Regions from separate parts of the Homo sapiens genome. Here region 1 is linked to region 2. A link is a contact called in ENCODE Hi-C or POLR2A ChIA-PET data. All regions are on one chromosome and are shown on one strand. Each heading gives the region's core, a stretch centred on a gene start or an enhancer-like site at or near the end of the contact. The rest is flanking DNA. Distances are from core to core; before and after follow the strand shown.

The links. Hi-C counts contacts between places; a loop is a spot of excess contacts on that map. ChIA-PET counts read pairs that join two places held with the same protein, here RNA polymerase II (POLR2A). Pooled maps may share reads with other maps.
Region 1: a pooled map shows a loop between it and region 2 (9-fold over the local background). The contact joins the promoter of RNF103 here to the promoter of SUCLG1 in region 2. A Hi-C loop is called at or near these places in 1 of 37 single-sample maps with no recorded cell type and 10 of 50 pooled maps. POLR2A ChIA-PET finds 5 or more read pairs at or near these places in 1 of 52 experiments (GM10248).

What each region holds. Positions count from the first base shown.
Region 1 is chr2:86,622,257-86,627,058 of GRCh38, reverse strand. RNF103 (ring finger protein 103) reads left to right here and starts at 3,194. Exons shown (of 4, transcript NM_005667.4): 1 at 3,194-4,398. The coding sequence starts at 4,173. The region is part of intron 2 of RNF103-CHMP3 (RNF103-CHMP3 readthrough); the gene reads left to right. RefSeq lists silencers at 3,004-3,173, 3,254-3,793, 4,064-4,143, 4,324-4,373 and an enhancer at 2,999-3,293.
Region 2 is chr2:84,457,149-84,461,886 of GRCh38, reverse strand. It overlaps SUCLG1 (succinate-CoA ligase GDP/ADP-forming subunit alpha), which reads left to right and starts at 2,607. Exons shown (of 9, transcript NM_003849.4): 1 at 2,607-2,714. The coding sequence starts at 2,618. It also overlaps a transcript of DNAH6 not described here. RefSeq lists a silencer at 2,061-2,250 and an enhancer at 2,431-2,570.

The DNA.
Region 1 (4,802 bases), core at 1,945-4,444, 2.2 Mb before region 2:
AATGAGGGGCCGGGCGCAGTGGCTCATGCCTGTAATCCCAGCACTTTGGGAGGCTAAGGCAGGCAGGTCACAAGGTCAGGAGATTGAGACCATCCTGGCCAACACGGTGAAACCCCATCTCTACTAAAATACAAAAAATTAGCCCGGCGTGGTGGCACGTGCCTGTAGTCCCAGCTACCTGGGAGGCTGAGGCAGGGGAATTGCTTGAACCCAGGAGGCGGAGGTTGCAGTGAACTGAGATCGTGCTACTGAACTCCAGCCTGACAACAGAGGAAAACTCCCAAAAAAAAAAAAAAAAAAAAAAAAAGAGGTTAGGGAGGTCTTCTGATTGTCTACCAAGGTGACACTAGTCCACTGGACCAGGCCCTTTAATTGCAGTTTGCACACTCTTGCCACAATATCAAATGATAAAGCATTTAAGCCATCCTACATATGAACAGAATCTGAGATATAAAACCAATAACCCAGATTAATAGCCTATTAGAAAAACAGATTATGAAAATGAATAATTCATACATTCTTCTGTTTTTGAAAATAAATTCTAATTAGTCTGCCCAGCTAGGCTTAGTGGAAACTGAAATCAATCTCATGGGAAGACAGCCCACACCTCCAACCCCTGTCATCTTTGGAGTCCCAGAGGATGAACCGCTGCCGCTAAACCTCCGGACCAGGAAAACAGTCCTAGTGGGTTTTTTTGTTTTGTTTTGTTGTTGTTGTTTTTTTTTTAGATTACAAAGTAATACATGATTATTTCAGAAAATATAATAAAACAGAGATATAGCATAAAAGAAAAAATATTCTAAATCCCATCACTTAGAGGTGAATACACCTAACAATTTAGTGGATACATCTCTGTCTTTTTGTAATACAGATACAAAAATAGGATCATATGACGCAAACTTCTCAGTCACCTGGTTTTTTTCACCAAACACTATATTTTGGACATGGTTCCATGTCCATAACCGTGTGTCTACATTTTTCTTTTTAGTGGCTGCCTCATGGTTCATCATTTGAATTACTGTATTTGATCAATCCTCTGTCACTAGATATTTGGGTTCTTCCTTTTTTCTTTCCAGCATTAACTCTGCAACAACGACGAAATTCTATACACACATCTTTGTGCCCATGTCCAATTATTCCTCAAGATAAATTTCCTGAAGAGAGATTACTGTGCCAAAGAGCTTGTATTTTATGGGGGGCTTCTAACCCACATTGTATACCCCACCAACATAGAATGTGCTTGTCCATACTCTCTTATTCAGATGACCCAATGTGTTCTCTTATCAATGCTTTTATCCCTCCTGTGGGTTAACCATGAATGAAACAAAGCAAGGGGGTTGGGATGGGAGGCAGTTGAAACAAACAAGAAATTTAAAAAGAGTTCTTTAATTCCTTCTTTCTAGTCCCTCCCACACTCTAATGTTTTTTTCCAATTTGGAACTCTGGCCTGACTGGTTCCACCCTCAGCTCACACACCAACTTTCCCTGCCCATGCCTATTCTGTATTTTTGAGATTGGGTCAGTCTCTCCTCACTAGCGAGTACATACATTCCTTTGAGGTGAGGGACATCACCTTCAGTGTCAAGGTTTGGACAATATCATCAAAGGGTCACCAAGACATGCCCAAGAATTCTGAAATTTCAGAACCAGGCTTGTTAGAATCAGTTGTTTAACACAGTCTCCCACACTGATCTGCCAGCCACGAGAACAAAGCCACATGGAAGCTAAAGACACAGGGGCAGTGTCCAGTTGCTGGCTGGACATTCCTACACCTCCTCCTCTGATTCTCAATGCTCCCTGGGCCCATCCCCTTCCAACTCCTCCCCCACTAGCCCGGCACTGAAATGCCCTTGTTCACTTTATTTTAAATGGGCACCATTCGGAGGCTACATTCTCACAGTCCATTCTTTGCTTCCCGTTCCTCCCTTGCTCCATGACCTGGGATCATGATCCCTTTCTTCCTAAAACTTTCACCCCTAGTTTCAGATAGTTGACAGTTTTGCACAAATAGTAACATTTCCCCGTAATTACTGTTTTTTTTTTCCTTCCTTATCAAAAGGGGCTGGTCAAAGCCAACCTTGTTCAGTTTATGAACCCAACTCCTTCCTCCCTCAAGACTGACACAGAGATTGACGTAAAGAGTACGCTCGGCCCGGTTAAATTTATAAGCACAGAACCAGGTATCGCATGCTTGTCCATGTGACTCTTTTTTTTCTTTTCTTTCTTTCTTTTTTTTTTTTTTTTTTTTTTTTTTTTTTTGAGACGGAGTCTTGCTATGTCACCCAGGCTGGATGGAGTGCAGTGGCGCGATCTCAGCTCCCTACAAGCTCCGCCTCCCGGGTTCACGCCATTCTCCTGCCTTAGCCTCCCGAGTAGCTGGGACTACAGGGGCCCACCACCACGCCGGCCTAATTTTTTGTATTTTTAATAGAGGCAGGGTTTCACCGTGTTAACCAGGATGGTCTCGAACTCCTGACCTCGTGATCTGCCCGCCTCGGCCTCCCAAAGTGCTGGGATTACAGGCGTGAGCCACTGTGCCAGGCCCATGTACAAAATAAAGCACCCGGAACTTTGCACCTGGACTTATCTACACTCGACAATCTTTGTCCTAGGAACTCAGGGAGTCCACACCAGGCTTTTAACACCCTTGAGACTGAAGGAGGGAAAAGGCTGTAACTGGCAGCGACAACTGGGCCTAGTATAACGCGAACTCCAGTTTTGGCCAAACCTCCTCCAACACACATGTGCAAAGCCACATTCTCATGAAGAGGGGGCAAAACATTTGCTTTCTGGGTTTAACCTTCTACCATCTCAAACCAACTGTGCCAAAAATTTCCCTGTTCACCAGGATTCATCAAAAAACGTACATTTCTATTTTCACCGATTTTAAGAGAATAATTAACTGCTCTATTTTTACAAAAAATACACAAAGTGATACAATCTAAAGACTAATCCTCAGACAAAATCAATTGCTAAACATTGGAGGGGCAAAAGGGGAGACCACGCCGCAAAAGCACGGAGAGGCAACTTTCGGCACCGCGGGAAGGCCCCGACCACGCTGCGGCTCCGCCTCTCCTCCCGCCCCTCGTTCGGTAGTCCGGTAGCCCCGCGGCTCCCCGAATTCCCCGCCCTCGGCCCCTGCGGGCGCACCCTGCAGGCCCCGCCCCGGCCCCGCCTCATCGCGACGTCAGTTGTTATGTCTCGGCTCCGGCCGCGGCCGCCGCTGATACACGGTTGTGGAGGGTACGGCCGCGGTCTCCGGAGGTGGCGGGGGTGTTGGGGACGGGTGCTGCGACCGGCACTGCCCATCCGAGCGGGACGGGCGCTGAGTGGCCGGGAGGCAGCCGGGTAGCCGCCTGGAGGAGCAGTCTCGGGGCCTATTATTGGTTTTTTCCCTCCGAGACCGATTCCATCTGCAGAGACCGCGACGCCCCATCCTGGGCCGGGCCGCAGTGCCCGCCCGCCTGAGAGGCGCCGCCCGCCAGCCGGCCCGAGCGAACCTGGAGCCGCCGCCGTGCCCGCCGCTCTTCTCGCGGAGCCTGGGCGGTCGGCGGGGCCTGGGGCCTGGGCTTCGGGCGCGGCGTTGCGGCGGCCGCTCCTCCCCGCGCAGAACACGCTGGGCCCCGGGCCTGGCCCGGCCGAGCGCCGCGCCCTCCTGACCCGCGGCCGCGGGAGTCCGGCCCCCACGGCCCCTCGGGCCCCGGCCTGCCGCCCGGATCCCCGCCTCCTGGGCGGATCTGAGTTATTTTTTGGTCTCCCCCTCCCCCTTGAGATCGCGGCACCGGAGGGCCGACCCCGCCACCTGGGTCAGTGCCCGCCCCGGGGGAAGCGTCCCTCGTTTTGTTCTTCCCCGCGAGCTCTCCCCGCGCCCCTCTCCTTTCTGTGCTTAATGGATGGGGGTTTTGAGTTTTTCCCCTTTATTTTTGTCGGCTCTTGACTGGGAGGCCCGGCGCGAGGCTCTGCGTCTCTGCGTCCCTCGTCGCCGCCTCGCGCCCGCGCGGATCCCGTCACCTGCTTCCCCGCCGGGGATGGCCGGCCAGTGACGGCGCCGGGTGGCCCGCGCGTGGACACGGGGCCCTCGCCCAAGCTGCCACCGAGCCGCGGCCCCCGCCCTCGACCCTTCTCTCTCCCGTATTCCGAGCTCTCTGGAAAGAGAGGAAACTCCAGGGAAGATGTGGCTGAAGCTTTTTTTCTTGCTCCTCTATTTCCTGGTCCTGTTCGTCCTGGCCAGGTTTTTTGAGGCCATTGTGTGGTATGAAACTGGCATCTTTGCCACCCAGCTGGTGGATCCGGTGGCGCTGAGCTTCAAGAAGCTGAAGACCATTTTGGAGTGCCGGGGGTTGGGCTACTCAGGGTTGCCCGAGAAGAAGGATGTCCGGGAGCTGGTGGAAAAGTCAGGCGAGTATCGGGCTTCCCCTAGGGTCCCCTCCACCTGGGAGAGGGGACGACCTGTACCTCCTGGTACCTGGCTGTTCCCCCAGAGTGAGGCCTTTCCTGGAAGCGTTAAAGCTGCCCAGGTTTCTTCGTCCAAGCTTCCTACAATCAAGTATGCGGATCCCAGCTTTGAGGAGGAGTCTGAAATTATTTGGAGGAGTGTTGGTGTATCCTTTTAAGGTTATCGTAAAATGACAGTTTAAAGTGTGGCTTCTTAGCGTTGTTTACTAAGTTGAGTGATTTTCTCAAAATTCTGGAATATCAACTAGTTACAAACTGGAAAGCATTATTTGTCAGTTGAAGTTCATAAAAACGTAAGAAAAACTCCAAAACGTTGTCTGTCAATAGCAATATTTGTCACGATAGTA
Region 2 (4,738 bases), core at 1,358-3,857:
TTCCTATCAAACTTCAGAGAGAAGTAGCTCCTAGACTGCCCTCCTTATGGATGTGGAGGTAAGGCTTGTTGTCTTCAGCTTTAGAGCTTTAGACAAAGTTTTGAGACAAATAGAAATATCCTATTCTAATTTGGTTACTCACTTTAGTTAAAACCTTTAAAACATGATCCTGCCATGTAAAAAAGACAGTTCTTTAATGATAATAACTACCATTATCGACTATTTGGTACAAGGTGACAGTAGCTTTATATACTAAATGTATTAAATGTTCACAACACTCTTATGAAATAGGGAGTTTCATACCCATCTCAGTAATAAAACCTGAAACCCAGAGGTCATGTAGCCAGTGGCAGAGTTGGAATTTGAACCCAGACCTGTCTGATTTCCAAACTCAATCTGCATACAAAGATGAGTGGTGTGGTATTGACTAGTGTGGTTGTCCCCTACCTATGAGCTACAGAATTGAGGTAGGGGTGTTCCCGGACCAAACTGAGGGTTGGGCTGCTATTTTTTGTGGCCCAATAATGAGATGTAGATGAACTGGGGAGGAAGAGAGTTTTTATTTCTGCAACCGATTACAGGGAGAAGGCCTGGAAATTATCATCAGACCAACTTAAAATTACAGTTTTCCAGAGCTTATATACCTTCTAAGCTATATGTTTACTTGTAAGTGTGCATTTATCTAAAGACATAAGTGATTAACTTCTTTTAATCTATAACTAAGGTCTGAGTACTGAAGACCATCCTCTGAAGCCTCAATAAATTTACTTAATCTACATGGGTTTAGGTGCTGGGGTGATTACCCTTATCTTATCCCCTGCTAAATCACAGAGGTTTGGAGAGTTCTTTCAGACCTCCAATAAACTTGTTTGTGGAGGCCTGGGGAGTTTCTTCGGACCTCCAATAAAACTTGTTTAATCCTAAATGGGTCCTGTTAAGAATTTCTTCATTAATTTGTCATGCTTCAAGGCCCAGGAAAGGCCTAGGCAAAACCCTTGGTGGGTTTCTGTTACATCTCAGCCTTTGTATAAGGGCACTGGCTTTTAATATTTAACTTAACCACTCAGTCAGCACTGAAACATTGTTATGGAGGCCTGCGTTAGTGAGACCTGGTCTGCCACAGGGGTGCAGTTATTACAAGAGGTTGAAATATCCTAAGTCCATCAAACATTGCCTGTGGATCCAAAAAATAATCTATATACTACTATTTCTCCTATATATATCAATTCAATTCAACGATGAGTTATTTGTGTAAGGCATTGTTCTAGGTGCTGGGGATACTCCAGGATACAAAACAAACAAAAATCCCCGTCTTCATGGAAATACAAATTTTCATTAAAAGTGTACTGAAATTATATTTTTTGTCATCATGCATTTTATCAATTAAATGAAACTAAACATATAACTTATCAAGCGACAGCTCAGGAATAATTTTGCTATTTAAAATAGCAAGGGATTTTCTATTTATTTGCCATAAAAATGTCCATTTTGTTATAATGGATATATCTGGAAACCACTGATACTATTTAACTCTGAGGAATTTAGTTATCACAAGAACATGATCCATGAGGGAGGAGTTTATTTGCAGTGAAGTCCAACCTGTTAATGACAATATTTGGATCATAAAGGAAGTATTGGGCAATCTCCTGGGGTAATCCCACTCATCCATCCCACAGCTCAGTGCCAATTATAATGACTACCTAAGTAAATTAGGATTGCAATTTTATTGACAATTCTGATGAGGAATCTCAGGAGCACGATTTTCGGCAGAGACGCAGATTACTTCATCTCTTGTTTACCTTTTGACTCTGGGACTCTCTGAGGTTCCTTCTAAAGCTGTTACAGAAGAGGGAACTGTTTGTCCAATCAGGGAGCAAAGTCACATTTGACCTCGAATTTCAGCCCTTAGGATCCTCAGGGAATAAACACTCATGCACTTAGTGCTAGTCAAAGACTGCATGATTATTTAACTAAAAAAATTCACATTCCAAGAAGTTAACTGTCAGTAAGATAGGTTTTGGTCTTTCTCATCACATCTTTCCCTTCACAGGCCACCAGTGCCAGTTCGAATTCCCGTCCCCAGCGGCAACCCTTCCGGGTCCAGGCACAGGTACGCGGTGAGAAATATTATTCTCTCTAATAGCAAACGAGGAAAACGAAGGGGGAAGGAGATGGGCCTGGGATACAAAGTTCTGGCACTGCTCTTCGCACCTCACCTCGCTGTTTCTTCCCTCCTAGTCTTCAAGTCCCTTGTCTCCCCGGTCTCACTGCCGCTCTTCCCTCGCTCCCTTCCCGCCGCCTCACTCAAAAGCTACGAACCAGTCGCGGCCGTCAGACTACATTGCCCACAATGCCACGCGCTGGCCAGTCTCGCGTGGGGTTTTCCCTCAGCTGCTGTTATAATTAATGTTAATCAAACCCACATTTCTAGGAAGGAGCCGAGTTATTATCTGCCTCTCCGATAGGATGCCTCTTTGTCTTCACCTGCCATTCCCGCTGTTTCGTGAAGAATCCTCTGTAAAGGGAAATTTGTTCAGGCGACTGCTGTGGCCACCCTCTGCCTCCTCCGGCCTCTGCCCCTGGGAGGTCCCCGGGGGCCTGGGAGTGTCATTGGCGTATGACCGCAACCCTTGCCGCTGCCGCTGACATCGCTACCATGGTCTCCGGCAGCAGCGGCCTCGCCGCCGCCCGTCTCCTGTCGCGCAGCTTCCTCCGTGAGTCCAGCCAGTACTGTCTTCCTGGCGCCCGCGGGTTATTGGCCCCGCCGGACCCAACCTCCTGGCCCAGGCCGCGGCTGGGCCCTCAGGGCTGGACCTCGGCGGGGGCCTGGGAGCCGCTTGGGATTCCGGCTTCGAGTCGGGGACCCCTACGGTGGAAGGAGCTTTGCTGGATACGTGGGGCGGGGGGCATGACTTAGGCCGCTGGCAGATGGAGATATTGGGTGGCTGAGCCAGGATTCGGGTCCGGGAGCCCTGCAAATTTGGGAGCTTGCTCTCGGCCCCGCGGTGACAAATGACAGGATGGGGGTGGCGTCTAGACTGGCCTTATTTGGAGTTGGGGATGAAGAGGTCCAAGGTGAACTTGGTGGGGAAGGTAAGGGTCTGGGTTGAGAGGTAGAGGAAGAGTGTCTCAGTAGGAAGTTGGGGGATGAGGCTGTCCCTAGTACGGAAAGGTCCTGCACTTCGAATTCCCCCTCTGCAGGATTGTATGTCAGGGAAAGATGGTTTCTGCACACGGAGTGGGGTCGGCATAGCCGCATAGACTACTAGAAGCTTATGGTTGGCTGGGACCTAAACCAGCTTATTTGCAGTGTCTCCACCAGGCGATTTGTGGACACATCCGTTCCCGAAAACTTAGTACCCAAGGTTGCTAGTCTTTGAGACACGCTGACTATGGAAAATTCTTGCCATATTCAAAGTCTCTGTGCTTGTCAGGTAGGTTATAGTAGAAAGAAACTTTGGAATCAGCCACATCAGGGTTTGAAGTCTGGCTAGTCCCTTTTCAGTCTGTGTAATAACCCTGGACACTTAATCTGTTTTTCAGTGTTTCCAATCACATGAAAATATTAACACATTTTAAGGGGCCTGAAGCACCATCACTTGTAAGGTGGACCATTATTTTGTTTACCACTAACAATGAAGAACGATTGCTTATTAAAACTGTGACACACCAGTGGTTGTCACATGTATCCTGGTTTTTTAAAAAGTGAAAAAAAATGTGCATTTTAGCAATGATGATGTACAGGATGATCTGGGTTCACTGCAGAATAAGTGGAGCAATTTATATAAAGCATCTCGTATGTAACAAACACTCAAAGTTAGTTTTCTTTTTCCGCTTTGCTCTTAATTCTGCTTGTACTGAATATTTTATGAGACTTAATTCCTTTCTTGAGAAGATTACATTCTGAAAGTGTACATTGATGAGTGTGCACTCAATAGCTAACACTTAGTTGCCAATCACTTGAGGACAAAGGTCTGGCTAGATAACGTTAGCAAGTATGAAATGGTTTGTTTGGTAAAGCTTTCTGGAGATTCTTGAGAGTGTTGTAGGCAGAAGGACAAAAAGAATTCATTATACCCAGTAATCACTCAGGTCAATAAAGTTTGAGCACCAAGAATGAAGTATATTGGATATGGTTTTAAACCAGCTTAATTTGAATAGATAGTGGGTTAGAATGTAGAAGATCAGATGTGCAGCACAGCCACTGTGGTGGGAAACCCTAGGAAGAAGTTGCCCACCTGTGTCTTTCGCTTCTGTGGTCTTGCTAGTCTGAGGTTCTGAAAGATCCTAGCCTCAGGTAGGTCTGCTGTCTAGAAAAATCTAGAGAATAAAGGAAGAGTGTCTAAAAGATCTAGTTCCTTACTCCACCCTTAGCAGTCCTCTCAATCCTCTTCCCACAGAACTGGAAGTGTGTTCTTCCTAGACTCCCAGGATCATTTGGCCCTAGAGTGACCATCTGGTTTAGTTTTGTTACTGGAGTGGGCTTGAATTATTCAAGTCATGTGATTAACTTGTTATTACGGGTCTGAGATTTAAACCAAGATGTATTCTATATTAAGAGGGGTTACAGACAACAATGCTTAATGTGTAAACACCTCTAAATTCACAAAACTCTAACTCCTCTTTCCCATGCCACATTTCCGAGCCCATTTTCACTCCCACTAGAAAAATAGCAGCTACAACATCACCTTGCAAACTTTTTTTTTAAAAAGGGACCAGAAATTATTTAGTCTGTGAA